2 separate regions of the Homo sapiens genome follow, and region 1 is linked to region 2. Evidence: chromatin contacts called from ENCODE Hi-C data. All regions are on one chromosome and are shown on one strand. Each heading gives the region's core, a stretch centred on a gene start or an enhancer-like site at or near the end of the contact. The rest is flanking DNA. Distances are from core to core; before and after follow the strand shown.

Evidence for each region. Hi-C counts contacts between places; a loop is a spot of excess contacts on that map. Pooled maps may share reads with other maps.
Region 1: a loop to region 2 is called in a pooled map, with 4 times the contacts of the local background. The contact joins the promoter of FAM200B here to the promoter of FGFBP2 in region 2. A Hi-C loop is called at or near these places in 1 of 168 maps with a recorded cell type or tissue (naive thymus-derived CD4-positive, alpha-beta T cell) and 9 of 50 pooled maps.

Annotation. Positions count from the first base shown.
Region 1 is chr4:15,676,660-15,683,920 of GRCh38, forward strand. FAM200B (family with sequence similarity 200 member B) reads left to right here and starts at 5,168. Exons shown (of 2, transcript NM_001145191.2): 1 at 5,168-5,242. It also overlaps a transcript of FBXL5 not described here. RefSeq lists enhancers at 4,668-4,967, 5,138-5,377, 5,388-5,437.
Region 2 is chr4:15,961,134-15,968,051 of GRCh38, forward strand. It overlaps FGFBP2 (fibroblast growth factor binding protein 2), which reads right to left and starts at 2,042. Exons shown (of 2, transcript NM_031950.4): 1 at 1,305-2,042. The coding sequence starts at 1,996. The coding sequence ends at 1,325. RefSeq lists an enhancer at 2,072-2,913.

The DNA.
Region 1 (7,261 bases), core at 3,918-6,417, 280 kb before region 2:
GGTAGAGTGTGTGTATATGTGAATGAGTATTACGGGGGGGAGGGGGAGGACTTGATAATGGTTGAAACTAGGTGTTGGGTTGTTGGGTTCATTATACAATTCTTTACTTTTGTGTATATTTGAACACTTTCAGAATAAATAATTTTAAAGTATGATTTTCAGTTCTGTTAAGTACATGTTACCTAATATATCACTAGTCCATGTTAAAGAAATGAAATTCTCAAAGCTAAGAACAAAATCTTAAGAAAACAAAAAGACAAAAAAAGTAGTCACGAATGGCCCAATACAATTATCTAACAAATGATATGTTCTATATTTATTAAGAAAATAAACCACTGAAAGCATACATGCACTACAACTCCGTTTATATTAAGGTCAAAAAGAGGTTTATTTCGGATATACCGCTAGATAGCGTTAAAACTATAATAAACTCTGAAGACAAGCAAGGTAACAGATAACACAAAATTCAAGATAATGGTTTCCTCTGGGAAGCAGAGGAAATATATTCACAAAGGAACACAAGAGGCTTAAAAGATACCTTTATGTTATGTTTCTTAATTTGGATGCTGGGTATATATGTTCGTCTTATTACTCTTCTGTGGTATAATAAAAAATATATTTATTCTTTGTCCTTGGTTCCTGGAAGAAAGCTCCTAAAACCCTTGGAATTTCCTAATAGGAGGTGTCTTTTATACTTCATAATATATCCCTTTCAATTATGCCTGAGTTTATGTTAATGAGGTGACTCATAGGGGTTGGGAGATAGAGAGGGACCCTAGGTACCTTCAGGATGGAGGCTGGTTACCAGAAAAACCAACTAGGTGTTTACAGGATTAAAACTTTTAGCCCATCTCACTATCTCTGACAAGGGGAGAAGAACTGGAGACTGAGTTCAAATAAGTGACTAGTGATTAATGATTAATGAGTCATGTCTGATCATTGGAAGCTCAAGGGGCTTCCAAACACATTAATGTGCTGGGAGGGTGGCACAGAGAGGGCATGAAAGTTTTGCACCCTCTGTCCTCCATACCTTCCCCTATGTGTCTCTTCCATTTGGCTGTTCCCAAGTTGTATCCTTTACACAAAAATTGTAGTAGTAAATATAGTGCTTTCCTAAGTTCTGTGAGTCATTCTAGCAAATTATCAAACTTGGGGAGTAGGTCATGGGAATGCCCAAATATGGAGTCAGCCTGGAAGAAGTCCAAGTAGGTTGGGAATACCTGAGACTTGTGGCTGGCATCTGAAATGGAGGCAGTCCTGTGGGACTGAGCGCTTAACCTGTGTGGCAACTGTGCTAACTTCAGGCAATTAGTAACGAAATTGAATTGCATTGTAGGACATTCAGCTGGTGTCAGGGAATTGCTATTGGAATGATGTATCATTAAATGGGCGGGTGGGTGTGTTTCATACATACTTTCTTTTCTCATAAATTATATATTTAATAGGAATAATTCAACTACTGTGAATTTAAAAATCAAACAAAAAACTATGAAGTTGCACATACTTTTAACTTATGGGACAAGTCATTATTCATAGGTGTTAAGTCTCAAAACAGGCAGGATTGCCTGGATTTTCTCATTTGCAATTTTATCTTTCAATCTAACAAGAATGGCTTCATTAATTTTTTACACAAAACATTATTAATCTAGGCATTTTCTGGCTTATTTCCCAATAACTTACTCAGAATTTGGCACATCAAAAACTTCATTGCTGTTTACCTCAGTATTGAAACAAAAACAAATGAAAACTTATTCCCAAGTGGCATTGTAACGACCACTTGATTTTCCCCAAGTGAAGGCTTTAATAACTCAAAGGGGTTACAATTCATGCAAACGAAGAAAAGCTACAATGCTACTTTCATGCATAGGTATACTAAATATACATTTACATAGTCTCAAAATAGTCCTTGTCTGAAATATTTGCTAAATAACAAGAATGCAACAACTTTTTGACCAAAATGATCTTCTGCATTCCTTCCTAGGTAGAGCATTAATTTAAGTATATTTACCTAAAATTGGTTTCTTATAATTTTAAATGTAAGCTATTATTACTTAACAAATCAGCTTTTAATTATAAGCTTATTATTTTAGCCTACAGAAAAATATTTATAAGGTCATTTTGTTTGAAATGTCACTGTCTTCATTTTTCTCATTATCTTCCTTCTGTTTGGTGAAATGATGTAATAAACTGCTGCAAATTCTGTTTCTCACTCTACTGTTGGTTCATATTTGCAGATCATCATAGCTTAATTGATATAATGAACAAATGCCTCTTAAAAAACTTTTACTGGTCAGCAGAAATAAAAAACAAACCCTTCACAAACTACATTGATAATAGTCTCTGTCCCTAGCACTATCATAATTCTCAAAAATCTCAACAATTTTTCACCAAACTAAAATCTCTATTTTTTTTTTTTTTTTTTTTGAGACGGAGTCTCACTCTCACCAGGCTGGAGTGCAGCGGCGTGATCTCGGCTCACTGCAACCTCCGCCTCCTGGGTTCAAGCGATTCTCCTGCCTCAGCCTCCTGAGTAGCTGGGATTATAGGCACGTGCCACCACACCCAGCTAATTTTTGTATTTTTAGTAGAGACAGGGTTTCACCATGTTGGTCAGGATCTCCTGATCTCATGATCCACCCGCTTCGGCCTCTCAAAGTGCTGGGATTACAGGTGTGAGCCACCATGTCGGGCTAAAATATCTACTCTTTAACAATTATTAATTATCCATCCAGTAGAAAAAACTGAGGAAAATAAACCTGAGTAATATTTACCCAAGTCTCTTGTTTTTGAATTGCTTCTGTCATGGAGCAAGGAAGCACAGATTTTGATCACAAGAGATTTTGATTTTTCTAAATATCCTTGAATCTATCTAGAGAAATATGCTAAAGGTACAGTTCAGGAACAAAAAAAAAAAAAAACAAAAAAACAAAAAACCAACACCCAATGGTCCCAATTCAATACTGCTTTTTAAAATTAAGCCTTCTTATCACACAACAAGTTATTTTTGTTATATGTTTTATCATTCTAACTCATATTCCCAAACTTTTCAGGATTTTACTTATCTATCAAAAAATCCCAATTATATTCCTGTTCTTTCCAATCCCCCTAAAAAAAAAAAAGCAGTATGTCTCATTCTCTTCTCTGCTGATAGGAGTGTAAAATGGATCACTCTATGAAGGGCAACTGTAAATATCTATCATATTTGCAAACACATTTCCTCTTGGATCCAGCAATTCTTTTCAGAATCTGACAGTTACCCCTGCAAATGTAGAAATGACATGTATTCACTGAAGAGTTGTTTCTAATATCTGAAGACTGGAAACAACGCCAAGTGTCCACCTACGCGTGATTTACTGTATAAACTGGAGTATATCTACAAAATGGAGTATGTGACAGGAAAAAATAAGTTTAATTGAATACTGATAAGGAGGAATATCCAGAATATACAGTAAAACAGGAAAAAAAAAAACATGAACAATGCAGAAAATATTGAAGGAGAGACCGAGTGAAATAAGACTGTATATTCTCATCTGCTTGTATCTCTGCATGAAGACCGGAAGGATAAACAAGAAACTAATTTAAAATGATTACCCGTGAAGACTATTAGGAATGGTACTGGATAGGGACTAGGGAGGAAGTGTTTCTTGCTGCATTTCTTTTCATGTAGTTTGAGCCATGTAAAAGAAATATTTGCTAATCAAAAAACAGCTTTAAAAATCCAGTGGGAGAGGCTGGGTGCAGTGGCTCACCCCTGTAATCCCAGCACTTTGGGAGGCCCAAGTGGGTGGATCACCTGAGGTCAGGAGTTCGAGACCAGCCTGGCCAAAATGGTGAAACCCCGTCTTTGTATTTTTGAAAAATACAAAAATTAGCCTGGCATGGTGGCGGTCGCCTGTAATCCCAGCTACTCGGGAGGTTGTGGCAGGGGAATCGCTTGAACCAGGAGGCTGAGGTTGCAGTGAGCCGAGGCTGCGCCACTGCACTCCAGCCTGGGCGAGAGAGTGAGACTCCGTCTCAAAAATTAAAAAAAAAAATCCAGTTGGAGAATCAAAAATTTTTAAAAATTTGACTGTGTAATCCTACAAGAAGTAAGTAGCTTGAGAAAGAGAAATGCTGATAAAGTCGCATTAAGTTTCAGAGTTGAAATTCAAGCTCCTGTATCTAACATGTTTCCCTGTTTAAGGTAGAATTTAAAAAAAAACTATATATGACATATATATGTCAACCCAAAAAAATAAAGCAGTATATATTATATATATAAGAATATATATATATTCTCCTTTATATGTTTTTTGTTTCACATATATATATAAATATATATCTCAACCACAAAAAAATTTGGTTTGTGACAAAGATGCACTTATTTGCACGAACCTATCTTGTTAATGATCAAGAAATCTGCTTTGTTACAATCATTAGAGGACAGAAATATACATACATATTTAAATCTATTTAATGAAATGCAGTTTTATGTTAAAAATCAATGATCTGCTAACCTAAAGAGTCGCACAGGAATACTATGATTATTAAACACAATGCGATTCTCTAAATAAGTAAACACGTGCAATGATATCAAAGTTCAAAATTCTCTAATTCTTCCACAAAGACTATGAAAATCACCTTGGAGTGTATGAACCAGCGTCCTGGCCCCGCCAGGTCGGGGCTGGGGCGGGCGCGGGCCGGGAGCGCTTACCCCGCGGCAGGAGCGATTCAGCGCCACTACCTGCTTCGCCTGGTTGTGGTGTGGCTGCTGCGCCAACCGAAAGGCCTCCTTAATCCGCAGCAGTCTCTTTTCGCTCCCATGGCTCTGGGACTCTGTCCGGACTAGCCCTGTCCGCGCTCGGCTACATCCGGCCCGCCCACCAGCTCAGAGGCAGAGTTCTCCGCGGTGTCTCCTAGGGTTTCTTGTCAGAGGGCCCCAGGCGCCTAGGGAGTCGTTACCGCCCTGGCATTCAAATAACTCCCGCGAGAGGCGGAAATCCCGCGAGACTGCCGACAGAGCGTAGGGAAGTGGAAAAGTGGAGCCTGCACCGCCCGCTCCCGGCACCCCCGGACACCGCCCCGGTCTCACGCATGCGCAGAGGGCCGATCCAGTTCTTTTCGGCTGGAATGGGGAATTTGTGAGGTAGGCCGGAAGTGGTGTTGCGGAGGGAAGTGTGGGGAGAGCAGAGGCGCAGCTCTGCTGGAGAGACCTGAGGCTTGCAGCGCTGGGCCCGGCCGGGTCGCTGCGGCTGGGCTGGAGGTGAGGCGAAAGAAGGGCATCCTCTGATGGGAGTGGACCGGAGTCCGCTAAAGCGAAGCATTCCAGGGTTCGTTGCGGGAAATACAGTCTGGTTTTGCCCCCCGTATGAATTGAGGGAAGGTGAGAGCAGAAGCAATCCGGGCCTGAAGGGCGATTATTCTAGGGTCGGCCGAGGGGTTCAGGCCAAAGTTCATTGAAATCCTAGCTGGGTCCCTGGAGGACGAGAAAACCGGTCAGGAGTCTCCTGGGAAGAGGGTCATGTTTTAATCTAGCTAAAGCTGGTACCTGGCAGTTTCCACTCTTAAGGCCTAGTGTACTAACTAATGTGTGCGCAATGTCAAAACAGGAAACAAAGGGAAATGCAAGAGGTGGAAGGTAATTTTAAGTTAGTGGCAGTATGACAGATTTCCAGTGCCTTCAGGAAGGTATCCAGCCTTAAAGATGCTTTTTTTAAATAGACGATTTTAGACAGAAAAAAGGTAGAAACAAAACTATAACACATGTGTACTCACCACTGAATTGGAGAAATAAATGATTATATAAGTGATTGAAGTCCTTTGTCAGCTCTACCCCGTCTCATTCTCTTTCCTTTTGCCTAAGGAAACCACTCTCCTAACCACCTTTATGCAATCTGTAATGTGTACATCTTTTTGCAGCTAGCTTGTTTTACATAATGTTTTTGAGATTTGTCAGTGTTGTGTAACTCCACCTTATTCATCTTAATAGCTGAACAGATATTCTGTTATTTTAATATGTCACTGTTCATTGTTTAGTATCTCCAGTGCCTGACATACTTTAGGCACTGTAGGTAGCTAAATGTTAGTTGAATGCATGGCTGCTGTAGCATTTGAACTAAGTAGAAAAGAATAAATAGGACTTCATGTGACCCAACAAGAGTATTCCAGGCAAAAGGAATACTAGCCAAAAGCAGAGACATGAAAGTGCATGAACTATTTCAAGAATTTCCATACTTTTAGTACTGAAATGTAGAATGTATGGAGATCATGTGATGAAGGAGAAACCTGGAAAGATGAGGCTTAAGCTTAAAGGATATTATCCTGAAGAGCTTACACAAGCTCGGCGCCATTAAATGCTTTTCCAGTTATGAGGAAGCTGATTAGAGCTGTATTTTCAGAAGATGATACAGCGCACTAGAGATATATCTTAGGATATAAAAGATTAGTGACGGGGAATTTTAGACTATCAAGCATTGTAACAATAACAATCATTGCATTAAGCAAGTAAGACAACCAGCCAGACTAAAAATCCAAAAACATTTTCCTAGTCCATCATATTATCACATTCCTTAACAATTATTAATATTTCATATTTTCTTCTGACAAACTTGCAACATTTTCTACTTCGGCCTCTTACTTAGATGATACCTCACATCCTATTGAGTTAAAAAAAAACTTCCCCATGCTTTCATCACCACATCTACCAGACCTGTTCCCTAATATACTGCCACTGCTGTTACTATAGATGAACTGTCTGATTTAGGAGGGAGAGTAAACCCTTTAAAAATATCTTTTTAATACAATAGTAACTGAACTAGTGTTACAAACTTTCAAGGGGGGATTGAAACGTGAATAGTAAGAATATGAAAGAATGGAATAGTTAAAAGACAATTGCTTCTAAGAGATAAATGATCCATATATAGTAATATAAAAATAAGATACTTTTTTAATGTATATTTCTTTTTTTCAGGTAGATTTAGGTTCTAAGCTTTAAAAGCTAAATCTAAATTTACATGTATGTTTTTATAGGATCATTGTTTCTACTATTTCTTAACATAAGCAGTTTATTATGAAGTAGAATCTTTAACAATCCTGTTTTAAATAATATGTTTTATTAGCCTTCGTCTTACATATTTCCCAGTTGTCCAAATATAGTTGGATAACTTATTTGTTACTGACTGTGATAAAAATAGAGTGTACATTGTACAGTTTACTACAGGTGTCATTAATTTTCTCATTCTCTCATATGCATTGAGTAACTACCATACAGCAAGCACTATTC
Region 2 (6,918 bases), core at 792-3,291:
TGTACATCTGTCTGTGTAAATACGCATGGATGGATGTCTAAATGGGTACTCTTCTGTTAACATTGTTTATCTCTGTGTGGTGGGATTATGGATGAAGTTTTAAAATTCTTTGTATTTTTCTGTTGTGTTTGAATTTTTCAAATGATTTGTATGTCTTATTTGTAGAAAGACCAAAAAAATCACTTTAAAAAGAAAAAAAAAAGGACCTCCTCTCAATAGTAACTTTTTTTGGCTTAAGTGTCCCCTTTTCTCCTCTGGGACAGATCTGAAATCTTAAACAAGCAGAAAACCTCCAGCCCAGAACAGCAGACACCAAAACAACTTTGTTGTGAACCAACATTTCTTGCTGCCTGGGCGCTTGTAGAAAAAGCCTTATTTGTTTGGTGGTATTCGTTATCAAAGTGCTGTTTATCAGGAAATCTGCTTTGTTCCTATTTTTCTTACATAGATAATATGAAAAAAACTCAGAAACTCTCCTTTTAAACTCAAAGTGCACAAGTAAGACTAGAATCCCATGTAAATGAACTCCTTACTGGTGTGCAAAATTAATGAAAGCTGCTACATTTAAGGATAGAGATCAGTAATAAGCCTTATTTCCACAAGAAAAAGTTTGGTCTTTTAAAAGCAATACTTGGAGTTGATTAAATCTGTTATTATTAATTAGATTTTCTCCTCTGTGATGAACAAAAAACAATTAAAGGCTTTGAGAGCTGTGAGAAAGACTTTAAAGACTATTTGACTCAAACTTTCCTCAGTGCACAACACTCCCCACCCTAACTTGACTGTAGGAGAAAAAACTGAGAACAAGACGGGGTGTGGCGACACCTCCACCATGACATAGCACCTCGGCCACTAACAGCTGCAGCAAATGCTTGGTTCATTAGGAAACGTTACCCGGCAGAATTCCAAAGGCCTCGGTCTAACAGTGAGGTGGTTCCATCACAAGGAGATTCTCAACCTTGGCTGCACATTCAAATCACTTGGGGGAGAGTTTTAAAAGTCCACATTCCTGCGCTACTATGTTGGAGACATAGATGGAACGGTCTGGCGAGGGGCCTGGGCATCAGCATTTTTAGAGCTCCTTGTAGGTGATTCCTATGCAACTCCAGGGTCAAGTGCCACTCCGGATGAACTACCTCATCTACACTGCTCTGCAACAGACAGCCTCAAACCCACCCCCAAACACACGCTGAGACTCTGATGTGGTCGCAGCAGCTGTGAAAGTGCTAAGTGCCTCTCACGTAGTCTCTGTATATAAGTATATACACGTAGTCTCTGTATATGAGTAAAGGAAAGGGTATTACCTGTAGGGGTCTTTCACCTGTCACCCTCGGAAGAAGCTGATGAGAAAGGCGCACAGGGCCTGGAAGGGTTTCCAACAATGTTCCCAGGCCTTCTTCTTTGCTTCCTCATTCCCTCCGGGCCTGGGTCCAGGCTGGGTAGGTTTGGCTGTGGGTCGGGTGGTGGGTTTGGCTTTTCCCAGCTCTTCCATCGAGTCCTTTCCCAGCTGTGTTGCTTCTGTGAGTTTCACTGTGGCCTTGGGCCTCAGAGATGGCGTCCCAGCCTCAGGCTGCTGGTTGGGCTCTGGGCTGCCCTTGAGGCTGGAAGTCACCTGCTGCATATGGGCCTGGGGTCCAGCCTCCCTGCACACGGATGGCCTAAGCACCGGGGCCCCCTGGCACGCATGGTGAAGGCGCCTCAGCTCCTGCAGGGCTTGATTCCAGTAAGGTTTGGGGTCAGCAGCGAAAGCCTGGCACATGCTGGGCTGCCCCCTGTACTCACACCAGTAGGTCTGGTCTGTGTTGCGGCAGTCGACACGAAGCCAGACTTCTCCAGCACCTTGCCCCAAGCTGCTGGGACGCATAGTGCAGGAATCTCTCCCTCCAGTCTGGAAATGGAATTCCTCCCCAGTGCTTCCTTGCTTTTGCCTCGGGGCCTGACCCAAAGTCCCCAGGCAGGACAAGGTCACCAGCAGGAGGCAGGGGACGAACTTCATGGCGATACTCCGATAAACTTGCTTGCAACTCTGCACCAGGAGAGAGAACACAAGTGGGACGAGTCACCCTTTAAAGGGTGCTGCACAAAAGACTCTTTCTCTGCAAGGGTGGGGAGGATGTTTTGCAGCAAATGAGAAACATGCCCACAGACCTTAGACACGTAACACTTGGCAAGGGCAGAGCAGCCACCAGGGGCCGCCCACCACAAGCAAAGGGAATGGTTTTCCTGAGTGCCTCAGAGAGATCTGCCCCAGCCCTGTCACGCACAAAGCGCCACACACAGCTTTGGGGCTGAGGGTTTTACAGTTTTCCAACCACAGGGTGCTTGCTCTAAAATTGGCCCTTGTACGGGAACAGCCTTCTTTGTCAACATTTGGTATATGCCAAGGTGTGGCAGTGGTATTCTGGAAAGTGAGGTTTGCAGCTGGGAGTCTGGGCTGCCTCGAGGCTCCCTCCTGCTCCCTGGAATCCCCATCTTGGGGGACCATGGGTTTAGTTAATCCAAAGGAAGCCAGAATTTTATGAGCCTAAGTGTTATGAGATGGCCTAGCAAATGCAAAAAAGACTATGTGAGGTTGTGTGAGGATGTGTGTGCCAGAGGGACACAGAGACACTCCCCCTCCCACCCACCGAGCTGAGAGTCACCTGGTGTGGCCTCTGTGGGGCTGTCCCGCCATCACCGTGGCCACAGGCCACAGTGCTGCAATGTTCACTTCCCTTGTTATTGCATGCCTTACAATTGCACCAACTGAATGATGACGAGGAAGGCATGCAAATATATGTTCACAGTGGGATTCAGTCTATTTTAGACCATGAATTCTATTTCAAATTCAATTGAAATAACACAGTTTTAATTATATCACAGGAAAATATGATTTTAAATATTATTATTATTGTTCTACAATAGAAAAAAAATAAATTGAAAATAACTTTTGATTCTGTGTCAAGAATCATAGTTTGGTATGGTCATAACTGTCTTTTGATGACCCTTCCAGAGGGCACTGTGGAGTGGACTAAAGGTGGCAATTTGCTGTTAGGAATAGGGTTGACGGATGTTGGGGGACTAGTTTGAATGTGAGGGATTTATCTTGGCGATCCCACGTAGGGTAGTTGGTACCTGGCACAGCCTTCCTTCCACCTGGATATCCTGAGTCCTGAGAAGACCTAGTAGGGCTGGAACTAAAGCCAGGCTGAGCTTCGGCAGCCACTGTGTGTGTAGCAGTGAGAGCCTTCCAGAAGAGGGCATCACCCCAGGTGGGGAGCAGAGGAAGCTTCCAAGAAGTGGTGCCAAACCTTCAAGACAAGTCAGTCAATTTGTCAGGTTGAGAAAGGGTAAAGGGCAGGTGTTTTTTTTGTTTGTTTGTTTGTTTGTTTGTTTTGGCCTCATTCTGTCACCTAGACCGGATTGCACTGGTGTAATTATAGCTCACTGTAGCCTCCAACTCCTGGGCTCAATTACTTCTCCTGCCTCAGCCTCTCAAGTAACTGGGACTACAGGCATGGGCTGCCACACCCAGCTAAATTTTAAATTTAAAATTTTTAGGGACAGGGTCTCACTCTGTTGTCCAGGCCGATCTCACACTCCAGGCCTCAAGCAATCCTCCTGCTTCCTTGTCCTCTGGAGTCACTGGAATTACAGATGTGAACCACCACAACCAGCTAAAGGTAGGTTTTTTTTTTTTTTCACACAGTCTTACTTTGCCACCCAGGCTGGAGTGCAGTGGCACAATCTTGGCTCACTGCAACCTCCACCTCCCAGGTTCAAGCAATTGTCCTGCCTCAGCCACCTGAGTAGTTGGGATTACAGGCGCCTACCACCATGCCAGGCTAATTTTTGTGTTTTTAGTAGAGATGGGGTTTCACGACGTTGGCCAGGCTGGCCTCAAACTCCTAACAAGTGATCCGCCCACTTCAGCCTCCCTAAGTGCTGAGATTACAGGCACGAGCCACTGCGCCTGGCCAAGGGCAGATTCTTAAGGCAGGATAATGCTTCCTGTAAAGGAGTGATCCTGGAGTGCAGGTTTATGGACTGCTGAAATGTCAAGGGCAAGGAGGCAGTGGTGAGAATCAGGCTGGAGAGGTGACTTAGGGTGGGGTCCGCAGCCCCCGTACCAATCCACAGGGCCAGTTCTAAGACAGAGGCTTGCCCTTTGTGTGCTTCCAACTCAGGAGCCCCTGGAGTAAACAGCACTCCAACCCAGGCTCCATGTCGTGGCCACAGGAAGGCAGGTGTTCAGCTCCAACCTCCTTTCCCCCACCCACCACAGTGTTGCAGGGAACAGCTTGCTAGACCCATCTAGACACCCTGAGGTTATGGCCAGCCCTTTTCAATGCCCTAGTGAGGCTGAGTTTACCCTGCAATGGGAACTTATCATAAGAGCTCTAATCACGCTCTTCCTCTTTTCGCTTTTGGGACAAGCCAAACCTCAAGACCTTTGCACTAGTGCCCACTGCCTGAAAATCTTTTCCTTGAACATCGCATGGCTGCCTTCTCCCTGCCACCTTCACAGAGGCCTTCCCTCGCTATACAATGTAAAAGAGCTCTTCTGTTCCTCTATCACTTCATCCTGCTTTAATCCTCTTGAAGGCAGTGATTTCTCTCTTTTTTTTTGAGACGGAGTTTTGCTCTGTCACCCAGGCTGGAGTGCAATGGCGTGAACTTGGCTCACTGCAACCTCCGCCTCCTGGGTTCAAGCAATTCTCCTGTCTCAGCCTCCCGAGTAGCTGGGACTATAGGCACATGCCACCACATCTGGCTAATTTTTGTATTTTTAGTAGAGACAAGGTTTCACCATATTGGTCAGGCTGGTCTTGAACTCCTGACCTCGGATTATCCACCTGCCTTGGCCTCCCAAAGTGCTGGGATTACAGGTGTGAGCCACCATGCTCAGCCCAATTTCTCTTCTTTCTTATTTGCTTGTTCATCTTTTAAGTGTGGAGTGTCATGATCAGATTTGCACTGTAAGAGACTGCTGTGTTGAGAAAGGATTGGTGGACAGGGGGACTTTGTACAGGGAGGGTAGTGGGCAAGCTGGCTCTGTATGGGCTGAGTTGCTGTAACAAAAAGACCTTCTCTATTATGAACCAGTCTTCCAGGTTCATGCCTGGAAGTTCTTCAAATTTAACACATGCCTTCCAAGGTTTGTTTGATTGCTGCCATTTCCAGTGGAACAAGTCCAGGATCTGCAGTTTTGTCTTAGTAGACACTTCACTTACTTACTGCTGGCCTAAGCCTAGTCACTCAGCCACATCTAGCTGCAAGGGAGGCTGGGAAATATAGTCCCCACCAGGTAGCCTATGTCTAGCCAAAACTCAGGGGGCTGGAAGCCTAAAAGAAAGAGGGGAATGCCTCGCTAGCCAAGAGACATTATGAAAACTGTAAGAGGATCTCATCAGTGGGGATGGAGAGGAAGGCTTTGTGACCAAAGGTAGATGGAAGGGAGGGGGAAAGCAGACTTAAGAGTTCCTCCAGCTCCAGTGATAGGGTGAAGGTGGAGAAATTCAAGAAAGGGAACATGGTGGGGAGAACCTGTGGCGATGTGCAGGTCAGGACAGTGGTTTAAGGCAGGGGCCACAAACTGTGGCCCATGTGGCCTGCTTTTGTAATTTTTGAAGAACACGGCAATATCTATTCACTTACGTATTGCCTATGGCTACTTTTGTGCTGCAACAGAGTTGAGGAGACATAGGCCACATGGCCCAGAAAGCAAAATATATTCACTGTCTGACCCTTTTCAGAGAAAGGTTGCCAACCTCTGGTTTAAGGTGCATCTGGGTGGAGACATGTCATGAACACAGGGTTGGCTGGAGCTCTATGTGATGAGAGAACCAAAGGGAGCAGGTGAGGTGATGAGTGAATGAAATTACCCAAGGAGAGAGTGAGGGGCACACCAGGAGAGAACCTGCGAATGCCACCTAAATTTAAGAACTGGAGAGATGAGTGTTGGAAGGAGACTGAGGAATAGACAGCCATGCCCCAAGAGGACACTGGAGAGGGCTCTTTTGGGAGCCTGAAGGGAGATCTTTGTAAAGGGGATGTGTTCACAAAAGTCAAGTCCTCGGTGACCCCGACAATAGCCCTTCAGGAGTGGTGGGGACAGAAGGCAGGTCACAGGAGTTGAAGAACCAATGGAAATGAGAAAGTGGACAGAGATGTGTCGAGAGTTCTTTCAAGGAAATTATTTCCAAAGAGAGAGGGAAAAAAGAAAACATCTTGTACTACCAGGCTGAGTGTGCAATGGGGTTGAGGAAAGGCTGATTTTTTTTTCTTTTTTGAGACAGAGTCTCGCTCTCTCAGCAGGCTGGAGTGCAGTGGTGCGATCTCAGCCCACTGCAACCTCTGCCTTCCAGGTTCAAGCGATTCTCCTGCCTCAGCTTCCCGAGTAGCTGGGACTACAGGTGCCCACCACCACACCCAGCTAATTTTTGTATTTTTAGTAGAGATGGGGTTTCACCATGTTGGCCAGGATGGTCCCGATCTCCTGACCTCATGATCCACCCACCTCGGCCTCCCAAAGTGTTGGGATTACAGGCGTGAGCCACTGCGCCCGGCCAGGCTGATTTTTTTTTTTTTTTTTTTAGCAAAGATAAGAACTTTAGGCTTGAGATACTGAAAAATAAATAAATAAAAGTTGCAAGAGTGACACTAGGAGTATTAAGTTGGCTTGAATAACTTGAATTAATATTTAAATGGGTGATACAAAAATCAGGTTTTCAAAAAATGGGAAGTTAAGAGATAATTTCCTCCAGAAGAATTATACACTATATAGTCTTGTTTAAATTGCAAGCCTCTTGTGTGTTGTTTTAAAAAAATTCATTTTTACTGGTGTATGTTTAGGATTACATCAGGCAAAGTAGAGTTTGCCTATAGTTGGTATCCAATTGTATATATTGTGACCTGGACAGTTCCCTAAGAAATGAT